Regions from separate parts of the Mus musculus genome. Here region 1 is linked to region 2. Evidence: chromatin loops called from intact Hi-C (ENCODE). Cell type or tissue: heart. All regions are shown on one strand. Each heading gives the region's core, and the rest is flanking DNA. Links, peaks and the distances in the headings are about the cores only.

What was found. Hi-C counts contacts between places; a loop is a spot of excess contacts. Peaks named below come from ENCODE experiments on the same cell type or tissue, not always from the same donor. Only the 100,000 strongest peaks of a DNase experiment are listed, where the experiment ranks them.
Region 1: a loop joins it to region 2, with 4 times the contacts of the local background. A loop is called at or near these places in 1 of 42 quality-filtered maps.

What each region holds. Positions count from the first base shown.
Region 1 is chr16:4,936,946-4,942,312 of GRCm38, reverse strand. It overlaps Mgrn1 (mahogunin, ring finger 1), which reads right to left. Exons shown (of 17, transcript NM_029657.4): 17 at 4,017-5,367. It overlaps Nudt16l1 (nudix (nucleoside diphosphate linked moiety X)-type motif 16-like 1), which reads right to left and starts at 3,202. Exons shown (of 3, transcript NM_025839.4): 1 at 3,020-3,202; 2 at 2,675-2,935; 3 at 1,285-2,117. The coding sequence starts at 3,172. The coding sequence ends at 1,896. It overlaps Anks3 (ankyrin repeat and sterile alpha motif domain containing 3), which reads left to right. Exons shown (of 17, transcript NM_028301.4): 15 at 19-102; 16 at 326-414; 17 at 516-898. The coding sequence ends at 402. It overlaps Gm16861 (predicted gene, 16861), which reads left to right and starts at 2,728. Exons shown (of 3, transcript NR_037666.1): 1 at 2,728-2,942; 2 at 3,149-3,445. In heart, for the core only: no CTCF peak of the experiment used is centred there; DNase peaks (open chromatin) are centred at 1,802, 2,672, 3,232, 4,762 and 2 weaker places; H3K4me3 peaks cover 1,864 bases; H3K27ac peaks cover 1,792 bases.
Region 2 is chr16:4,884,115-4,889,481 of GRCm38, reverse strand. It overlaps Mgrn1 (mahogunin, ring finger 1), which reads right to left and starts at 3,382. Exons shown (of 17, transcript NM_029657.4): 1 at 3,009-3,382. The coding sequence starts at 3,096. In heart, for the core only: a CTCF peak has its summit at 2,868; DNase peaks (open chromatin) are centred at 3,341, 4,030 and 4,441; H3K4me3 peaks cover 2,894 bases; H3K27ac peaks cover 3,015 bases.

The DNA of each region.
Region 1 (5,367 bases), core at 167-5,166, 53 kb before region 2:
CACCATTCTATACCACAGATTCCAAAGGCTGGCCCATTCCCCTGCAGGCCTTGAGCCTCCCTGAGTTGTCAGGAGCCCTGGAAGACCGTGTCCATGAGATGGGTAAGTCTCTAGGAGTGTAGCCAAGGCTTTAACCTCACCCTTCCCCAGAGCCTCTTCCATGGACTGAGGCTGAGACCTGACCCCAAAGCTGGCCATACCCGATAGCTCAGAGCCCCAAGTAGTCTTATCCCAGGGTCACCTATTCATAGTGCCCTGAGTTTCCCCTTTTAGACTGCTGCTGAGACTCCATCACAGAGCACTCACTAATTGGCCCTATCCTTAGGGCAGGCGTTATGCTCTGTAACACAGAGCTTGGAGAAACTACAGATGCTGAATGCAAAGAAATGGCGGGAACCGTAGCCAGGAGGGACGGTGAGAGTATCCACTACGCGCTCATGGGTGCCTTGGACTTAACCTTCTTGTTCCTTCTTATCAAGTGCTCTCTCTTTCTCTCTTAAAACAAATTTATTCAGATTCTGACGTTGGGTGATAAATCCACCCTGAAGTTATGTGCCACGCAAGACAGGGCAGTGAGCAGATGGCTGCGGCAGCCCAGGGAATAGAAGACCATTCCAGGGAGCAGCTTATGGACAGGAAGACAGGACTGCGGTCCCCACTAGGGCAGCTTGGGCCAGCCCTGAGACAGGATGGAGGGCTCAGCACCCAGATCCTGGTGGAGAGGCCCATGCTGGTAGGCAGCTTTGGCCCAGACCAGGCAGGGCTGTATGGAGAGGTTGTGTCCTGCACATGCAGGTGCCATACTGAGGTCTGATCTTACAGACAAGGTCTGGGGTGCCTAGAAAATGTACTCTTTGAAAATAAAAATTAGATGCAAGTTGGTGGGGGCTCATTTGTGATCACTTGACATGTATTCCTGCCTGACACCAGAAGACCCTAGTAACCCATGTGTGGTTACTTCTGCTCTGTATCCTTAGCTGTGGGGGTCACTCTTGCTCCAGGGTTTCTCCCCTGCTCTTGGATTGTTGCTAAGCCCTAAAGTGGAGCTGGCACACAGCCTTCCCAGTGTTTCTGCACCAGGCTATAGGACTGCCAGCAGTGGTGGTCCTGTCCCATGGTGGCACTTCTGTTGTCCTTCTGCACACTAGGCCTGTGCTTTCAGCTCCACCATCACCACAAGAGCTCAATTCAAGCTGCCACTGAGATTGGTTGCCCTCAGAGGCTGGCTGTGGTCTGGGGCCCAACCTCCACACACCTCAGAAAGATGTGGCCATGGCACTCAGAAGCAACATGAGCATCAGAGGAATGGCTTTATTATTGTCTTCTTCCTTCCTCAGCTTCACAGAGGCCCCCATGGGGAAAACAAAATCATGTGGGGCACAGCCATTCTGAAACCAAACCACAGTTCATACACCAAGAACAAAATCTAACAGAGAAATCCAACAAGCACCCAAATAAACATCTTGCCCCACGCTGGGTCAGGCTCTGGGCTAAGGGAAAGAAGGGTTGGTCTAACGTGGGTCATCTCTGTTGGGCAAAACCCATGACCAGTCCAGGATCTGTGTTCCAACCAAGTGGTTGCCTTCGAAGAATGGGCTCTAGCTGGGACTCCACTAGTCATGAACAGACTCGCACAGGACAGTTTGAGCCCTGGGATGGGTGAGAGCATCTTCAGCTTGAAAAGTTAGGCCCAGGCCCACCCCCACTGACCAACCTGAGAGTGTAGCTAGGTCCCAGGGACTGCTTGGGACAGTAATGATGAACAGCTGCCTGCATGTCCCTTGCAGTCAGAAGGGATGCAAAAGCAAACACACTAGAAGGCACGCGTCTCGGGAATTCCAGGGCCTGTGGGCAGAGACAGCCAAGGGAGGGCAGGGACCTGCACAAGAAGCACCTCAGGATGAGGGCGGGAGCAGCTTTTCTAGAGCCTTCTTCTGCTTCTCTGTTGCTGAGGCCAAGGCCTCGGCCAGCTTTTCCGAGGGCATCATGTTGAGTACCTTAAGGGCAAATAGAAGTTGATATTTGGCAGTGCTGACGAAGGCGTTGCTCAGAAAGTTAGGAAAGCCGCCTACTCGATCCTTCTGTGTGTACAGTGGGACCCGTACAAGGCCCAGGACCTGTGGGACAGAGGGCATGAGTGGGGCTGGGCTCTTCTTGTAGAGGCAGGACCCTGGCAGAGATGCCTGTCAGCCACCAGTTTGCCAAAGAAACAGGGGAGACCCAGGCAGGGTCTGGCCAGGCCAGGCTGGTGGCAGTAAAGTGCCTTCTCTCCAAGTTCCAAGGTCAATCCTATGCACTCCCCACCCTGTCTGGCAGCAACCCCCATGATCCCTGGTTTCACTCCATGCCCCTTAGACCACAGAATCTACAAATCCCCCAATTTCCTCTCAGGAGATAATCCCAAACACTGCATGCAACCCGGTCTTTTTGGTCTCAATTTCCCAAGCAGGCCCTGTTCATCCCTTCCAGTGACCCCAAGCCCCACTCCCAGGATTGACAATGGCAGACAAGGCAAATGAAAACAGCCCATGATCCAGATCCCAAGTCCCTTTTCCCACCCAGCATAGCCAGGGTGAGGACCCTGAGGGGTACTTGTTACCCAAGGTGCCTTCTGTGGTGCCAGAGCCAAACCTCAGGAGTGGGAATGGGGGCGGGCCCCAGGCAGTAGCCCCACCTCCAGACCGTGGTCCCGTGAGTGCACAGCGCTGATCTCCACAGCATGCAGTTGTTCCAATGTCAGCTGCCGTGCGTACAGATGTGCCACCACACGGTGTGGACCCTCAGTCAGGTGTGAACTCAGGTAATCAGCTTCGGTAAGGCGTAGGCCGCCCAGGCCCAGGCCCAGCACCCGATTCAAGCCATCCTCCAGCGACCAGAAGCGCCGGTCCACGAAACCCCCGGGAAAGCCTAGCAGCCCGTCGAAGCGCATCTGCATCTGCAAGGTAAGCTTGGTCAGGACGTGGGGTCCACTGGGCGTCCCAAGCCTGTATCCGCCCTGCTTGCCCGCCCAGCTCCTCACCAGCACTGAGAAACGCATGGGGATACGTCCGAAAAGCTGCCCGGGGTTGGCGGCGTATAGCATGGCGTGGCATGAATGACTCCAGCCGGGCCCCAAGCGCATTGCTTCCTCCCGACTGATCTGTTTCAGCTCCGGAACCGTCGTGGTCGACATCTTGATGTGCTCCAGGCCCACTGCCCAAACGAGCATGCGCGACCCCGCCCACAACACCAGACCCAATCCTCGTGCTTCCACGTGCATAAAGCCCGCCTCCACCAGTCCTGTGCTTCTGGGGTTGAACCCAGGAAAGACCCTGGCGGAGGCGGGGTGGGGTGGGGGTGGAGTTATGTAGTTCGCCACCCTCCAAGTTGCAGAGGAGACCCCACAACCACCAGAAAACTACAGCTACCAAGACGCACCGCACGGAGACCAGGTTGTCCTAAGCAGGTAGGTACACTGATTATCAAGACGTGTCAGTCTCCAGTCCCGAACATCCCTGAGAGGGCATCTGAAGTCTCAATATCCACCTCATCCATGAGGGGGCTGGTTTTCCCCTGAGCTTCACCCAGAGCTTGTGGCTCCACTGCCTATGAAATCATGCCTTAAAAAACTTAAATGTCTAAGTGACTCCAGCTCAAGTGACAGGGGACCTAAGCCTTACTTATGCTTTGCCCCTCTCTGGCACATTGATTAATGTTCAGTAAACATCACAGGAGTTGGGATGGGTATAAGAACTAGGACCACCTGCCCACCTAGAGGCTAAGATTCATCAATTGCCCAGTGGAGGTGAGCCAAATTCCAAGTCCAGTTTCAGACACAGCAAGCAACAAAATAGCAATAAACCATTGTCTATGTTTGGAGGGGGCACTCACTGCCCCTCTCACACAAGCAAATGAAGGCAGCAACAAAACCTGTCAGGAGTTCTGCCAGAAACCACTCTAGTGTCCTGTCACTACACCAAAAGCCAACAATGCTGCTGCCTACATAGTGCTGTGCCAGAACAAAGGCACACATAGAATATTGCTGCATGATTTTATTACTATAAATATACAGTAAAAATGAACCCAAACTAGCCAATCAGAGTACATCAGATGATAGTACATGTGAGTCTGAGACAGGTAAGTGTGTAGGCTGCACCCCATCTTTCAAAGTACTGGCACCAGTGCCACGGCCAGAGGCCAGGATGTTGGCAGGTGAGAAGTGGGGGAGTGAGCATGCACATGCTGACATGTGTGCACATATGTGCATTCAGCAAGAGAGAGAGATGGATGTGCAGAGCTGTGCTAGGAAGGAGCAGGGTTAGAGTCAGAGCTCGAGCAGCCCTGAGCCTAAAGGGGTCTCCATGCACTGCTACAGGCTGTCACCTGGGTGAGTGGCAGGGCAGTTCCTTAAGCTGAGGTCCCTCTACCAACCCACCAGGGAGCTGCACTGCCTGGGGCACCTCTGCTCTGGGGCCACTCATGGGCCACTTCTGCCTTGGAAACAAAGTATCACTAGGAGCCTGCTTCTAGGTGGGCTCTGACAGGAGCCTTAGACAATCAATCAGTAAGAAGCTTACAGGCCAGGTAACTGGCAACGGATCTGCTATGGAAGCTGCTCAGGCTCCTCCCTGGCAGGTGGTGGGCAGTGCTGCCCTGCAAGCACAAACCGCCACCTTGGCAGCGGGTGAGGATGTGAGTGAAGCAGGACCTGTGCGGGGGAACTGGACATTGACCACTGCTAAGGACTGTGGTGTTAACAGTCTGACTACCCAGGCCTTGCCCACAGCTGCCAGGGACCACTAGTAGGTAATAGAGCAGAGCAGGAGGGGATCTGGACGCTCCGAGGAGGGTCACCCATGGTCAGGACATCTGTAAGGTGTCAGCCTGTGACAGCAGCAGTGACAGCCTGGCTGCCTTGGGGTCACACATGAGAGGCAGACAGGCACTGTTTCCTTCATCAACTGTAACCTGGACTGCCCACCTTCCAGAACATTCCATGGGTAGATTCTCTTATGCTGGTTTGCTAAGTGCTCAAAGCATTAGCTTTGACAGTTGGGGAGAGTCCTTCTAGGGCACGTGGCCCATGGAGACAGTTGTTGTCCTTCATCTTGTACCATTTACAAATATATTGACCGTAAAAAAAGGAGGGTGTGTGGAGGAACAACCCACTGTGCAATTTGATCAAGGTTCACTGTGGACCCTCAAATCCCAGTGGCCACATGAGGCGTGCAGACAAGAGAGGCCAGGGTCTCGCTGGGGTCCAGGGAAGCCTCCTGGCAATGTTTGGGATGCTGAGGGCTCTGTGTTGCCCGCTAAGCCAGACTTTCAGAATGGGGTCAGCTCAGCAACTCCAGGCTCAGGACTAGAGCCACTCAGCAGAGGCCAGGG
Region 2 (5,367 bases), core at 290-5,289:
TTACTTTAGAGAACTGGAAAGATAGTGGTTAAAGACAGCTGCTTTTACAGAGGACCCAGGTTCAATTCCTAGCACCACATGGTGGCTCCCTCCAGTTCCAAGAGATCAGATACTTTCTTCTAGCCTATATGGGCACCAAGCATCATACAGTGCACACACACACACATACACACACACACACAGACAAAACATTCACATGTAAAACAAAAAATGAATGCAGCCGGGCGGGCGTGGTGGCACACGCCTTTAATCCCAGCACTCGGGAGGCAGAGGCAGGCGGATTTCTGAGTTCGAGGCCAGCCTGGTCTACAAAGTGAGTGCCAGGATAGCCAGGGCTACACAGAGAAACCCTGTCTCGGGGGAAAAAAAAAAAAAAAGAATGCATCTAATAAAAATTTGTTTAAAAAAATTGCTTGGGCTCTAACAATGGCTCAGCAGTTATGAGTTCTTCTTGCTCTTGTAACTGACCCAAGTTCAGTTCCTGGTACTGACATGGCAAATACCAACTGTCTGTCCAAAGGATCCGATGCCCTCCCACAGGTACTGCATGCCCAGGACATGTGGATACAACAGAAAATAAAAACAACACTTTTTTTTTTTTTAATATAGGATCTCTCACTATGCAGCCCTGTAGACTAGGCTGGCCTACAACTCACAGAGATCCTCCTATCTCTGTCTCCCAAGAGCTAGGACTAAAGATGTCCACCATCTAAATAAAAGTAGCTTTAAAAAAAACAACAACAAAAATTAGCACACTTTTCCTTGAAATTCAAATAAAGAAAACCAGCAGAAGGCTGAAACTACAATTTTGTACAGATGAACAGTTCATGGGAGTACCCTTCAAGTGTTCCTCGCCTTTCTCTCAGCCCCAGTTTCCTGCACAAGATCTTAAGGACCCCATGGTAAGTGAAAGACTAGGACAGAAGAAAAACGAAAAGACACATTGTTTATATTGTTATCCAGGAGGGTATGAAACAGAGTAGCATTCTCTAGGTGCGATTGCCAGCACCAAACACATGCGGAACAAACAAAAATCTTTGGACTAGGCAGGCCCAGAACTCAGCAATGTATGAATGGCATCCCAGGTTACTGTGCCAGTAACCCCATCCAGGTTAGAGGAACATCTTAACAATTGGAAATGCCTAGTTCTGTGGATTTGTAGTGTGTGCACAGGCCATGCATTGTTGTTTTATGCAACTGCCTAAGTGAAGGGGCATTAATGGTACTCAGGTGCCAGGTGAGGGAAGCTAGCTTTCCAGTATCTGCCACACCACTGCCACATACAGGCAGGGTCTGGGCCAATCATCTAGCTACCTTTGAAGCAGTTATAGTAGCCAACATTTACAGAAAAATCTTATGTGCCTGGCGTAGTTCTAAGCACCCTTTTCCGAGAAGAGGAAACTGAGATGCAAATAAGCAAACTTAATCAAGGTCACTCAGCAGAAGACAAACAAGGAGAATCTCAGTGGAGGGTTAACAACTGTTGTCTCAGATGTGCACACACTAGTCCTTCAAGTCTCCAAGGAAACCTCTGGAGCTGCAGCCTGTACTAGCAATGCACACAGGCAAGCAGGTCTCCCTACACTGACATGTGATTCCATCCCATTCACTGAAAAGTGTCACTAAATAGTGCCAGTTTCCTGTTCTTTCATCCTGGGAGTTCCCAGATCTTCACACTAACAGAATACTATCTCAAACTTGAGTGGGCATCAAACACACCAAAGAAAATTAGCTTAAAATGCAGATCCCTAGGGCAAAGAAAGTCTAGAAGCACAGCCCGAAACATTTAATAAGCTGTCCAACTAATGGGGGCAGACTCTTCTCAGCCACACAGGAAATCTGGCCGGCTTGGTCTGAAAACACCTCAGGACCAAACATCACATTCAACACTTAGAACCGGATCTAAAGGCCCAGCGTTCTACCCCGCCAAGAAGTTGTGTAGAAGTAAATGTAGCTGACAAGGCACCAGGCATTGCTGTGTGTAGCAGGACACACCTGTAGTCTCAGCACCAGAAGCCTAAGGCTGGAGAACTGAGTACCAGGCCAGCCAGAGCTATATAACAGGACTTTTGTCTTAGAAAAAGGCCTGGTCTAAGAATGTGACTAAGTTAATATAATGCTTGACTACCATGCACAGTGCGCTGAGTTCAAGTCTCCAGCACCTCATAAAACAGGGCAAAGTGCACATTTCAAATCTCAACACTGGGAGGGTAGAGGCAGGAGGACCAGTGTTTGCTCAATGTCACTCTCATAAGGAGTTGGAGCCATGCTGGGCTACATGACATACTGTCCTTATTTTAAACACATACACAGAGAGAGAGAGAGAGAGAGAGAGACAGACAGAGAGAGAGAGAGAGAGAGAGAGAGAGAGAGAGAGAGCAGAGACTATGAATGAGAATAGGAGCAAGGCTCCTCTGGGATCCCACATCTGATATCTGATGCTGGTTCCAACTCTGCCCCCATCCAGCTCCCATAATCTACCAGTGAGTCTGCCCTGAATGAGAGGGAAAGGTCAGTAGTTCTCTCTAACCATTCAAACCATTATCCTGTCCTCCAATGGAACCCAGCACCTCCCTATCGATCACCTCCCTAGGTCAAACACCAGTGTCCCTCACTCGCACGGGAAGAGGAAAGCCTGGGTCCAAATCCTAATGAGTTGTCACAATCCAGGGCCGGTCTTCATGCCTCCAAAGCCGGCACCACCGGGTCGGTGGTGAGGGTGTCCTCACTACCAATGCAGTCTGATCCCAGAGATGCCAAGTATCGGTGCATACACAAAGTGAGTGGCCCAAGGTCACCAGTTAAAAAGAGGCCGCGCAAGGTGCGTCTGCGGCCAGCAGGGCTAGCCAGGGCCGCAGCCACGCCTCAAACTCCACAGGTACCGGGAAGGGGCACAGGAGGAGGGTCCGCGACAGGGCAGGGCGCTCGCGCGTCTGATCCCCGGGCCTCCTGGAGTCCCCAGTCCCCGTTCCAGCCCCCTTCCGCGGTCCGCGTCCTCGGAAGCTCACCGGACTTCGGAGGGTAGCGATAGGCCGAGTTGGCCTGTATGTCGATGTCCTCTACGCCCGCGATGCGGCGACTCAGGATGGAGCCCATGGTGCGCGTTTCTACCGGCCAGCCGGAGAGGAGAGGTTGTCGGCTGCGGCGTCCTCACACGGACATGGCCCAAAACAGGCCGCACCAACGCGTACCCACCGCCGCCACCGCCGCCGCCGCCGCGGCACCTCTCCACAGCCCCCGCCCCCGGCCGCCCCGGCCTAGGCCCGGCGCCCCGCCCCCGCCCCCGCCCCGCAGTTCCAGGGGAAATGGAGTCCAGGCCAGGCAGCCAATGCGCCTGCGTACTACGCTTCCCAAGCTTGCCACCACCACCACCACCACCACCACCACCACCACCACCTCTCACGTGAGTAGCCACAGTGGGTCGAACCAAGAGGCTCCGGCTAAGGGGGTTATCTCCTTCACACGACGCTAACCTCGGCTGCCCAGCTGGATACTGAAACCGGAATGCCTCAGTCCCTTCATCTTCTGTCTACATTTAGACACCCTCAGAATTTCGAGCGTCTCCCATGTAAACCAAGTCTGAAAATGTCGACAATTCTACAGTAGCTCTCCCCCACTTCCCGAGGTTCTTCTCCCATCCTCAGCCGCAAAGGGAATACCTTTAACCAGAGGACAACTGGGTAACCACCAAGCCTTGGAGCCTTGGTCAAGAAGTCAAAACATTAAAAAATAAATAAATAAATAAAAAGCCGGGCTTGGTAGCGCACGCCTTTAATCCCAGCAGAGGCAGAGGCAGGCGGATTTCTGAGTTCGAGGCCAGCCTGGTCTACAGAGTGAGTTCCAGGACAGCTAGGGCTACACAGAAACATTTACAATGGACACGGAATTTTCAGAAGACAGATTTCTCCCCCTTTGACACATAGGGAAACTGAGGCACAAAGCAGGGCAGACGGCAAATAATATGCTAAAAGCAAGTTCAGAAAAATCAGGATACGGATTGCAACATTAATTTACAAGCTATGCCCTGGCTTCTCTCACACACACGCACGCGCGCACACACGCACTGCTTTGAGGATGCCAGGGTATGTTTTTATGATTCTCAGAGGAGTTGAGTTTCTTAGAAGTGCCTCCCATCTTGAACCTGCTGTTCCAGGAGAGCAGCTAGGGAGACCAGCAGGTAGTGAAGTATCAGGTGGTGACTTCACCATAGTTCAAACTATACTAAACCTGAATGCAAAGTCCTTGAAGATCCTCCCCCTGTCCCTTGTAGATAAGGTGACAAGCATAGGCCTTAAGTGAAGACCTCAAGTGAGCAAAAAAATACCCTCGCGCGGTGGGTGTGCCTCGGTGCGGCCTGGTCTGGGCCATGTCTGTCGTCACCCCAACCTCTTCTGCTGGCCAGCAGAAATGTGCATCATGGGCTCCATCCTGAGTTGCTGCATCGTAGGTACGGAGGACATCAATTTTCAGGCCAACTTGGCCTATTGCTATCCTCCAAAGTCCGGTGAAGGAAGAGAGAAAATATCAAGAATTGATAGGCTGAAGCCTGGCGTGGTGGCGCACGTCTTTACTCGGGAGGCAGAGGCAGGCGGATTTCTGAGTTCGAGGACAGCCTGGTCTACAAAGTGAGCTCCAGGACAGCCCGGGCTATACAGAGAAACCCTGTCTCGAAAAAACAAAACAAAAAGAATTGATAGGCTGAAAGCTGTGTGAGGAGGTGGCCAAAATGGCTGAATGATGGAATAATATATGTAATTGAATATAATAATATTCAAACCATAAAGGGCTAGTGCCACTCACCAGAGACAAGACTTCCCTCGAGACCATGTTGTTGAGACCTAGTTGGGACCCTCCAGGACACCAGAGGTCCTCCAAAGTTCAACTAAGGAGCAGCAGAGGGCAGCCAAGAAGTTAGATGAGAAGCTACATTTCCTGGCTGGAAACTCTTTCCTCTTACACTGGAAGCAGAGATTCACAGTCTAAGGCATAATCTGTCTGCACCGCCCGCCATCCACCTCCACTGTGCCTCCCACCCAGGCACCCTCCTCCATCCCTGAAGAGTCGAGCTTTTGGCTCTTCTTTGGCTAATGCTACCCTAGAGTAGCTGTGTAAGAGATCTCTGAATTTCTTCAAACTCAAAATAGCACAATGGACCAGTTGAGAACAAAAGCCATAATCTCTTCATAAACATATTTAGAATCATAAGACAGCACACACTAATGACTATTATGAAGATGTGCCTAGACTAATGGAAGCAAGGCCTGATTATGGAGTTGCACAAAGGATGCAATTTCAATACATCTAGCTCACAAGCTGTGCCTGAAGGAGAGACATCTTCTTGAACCCTGCATTTAAGAGAGTCACTGG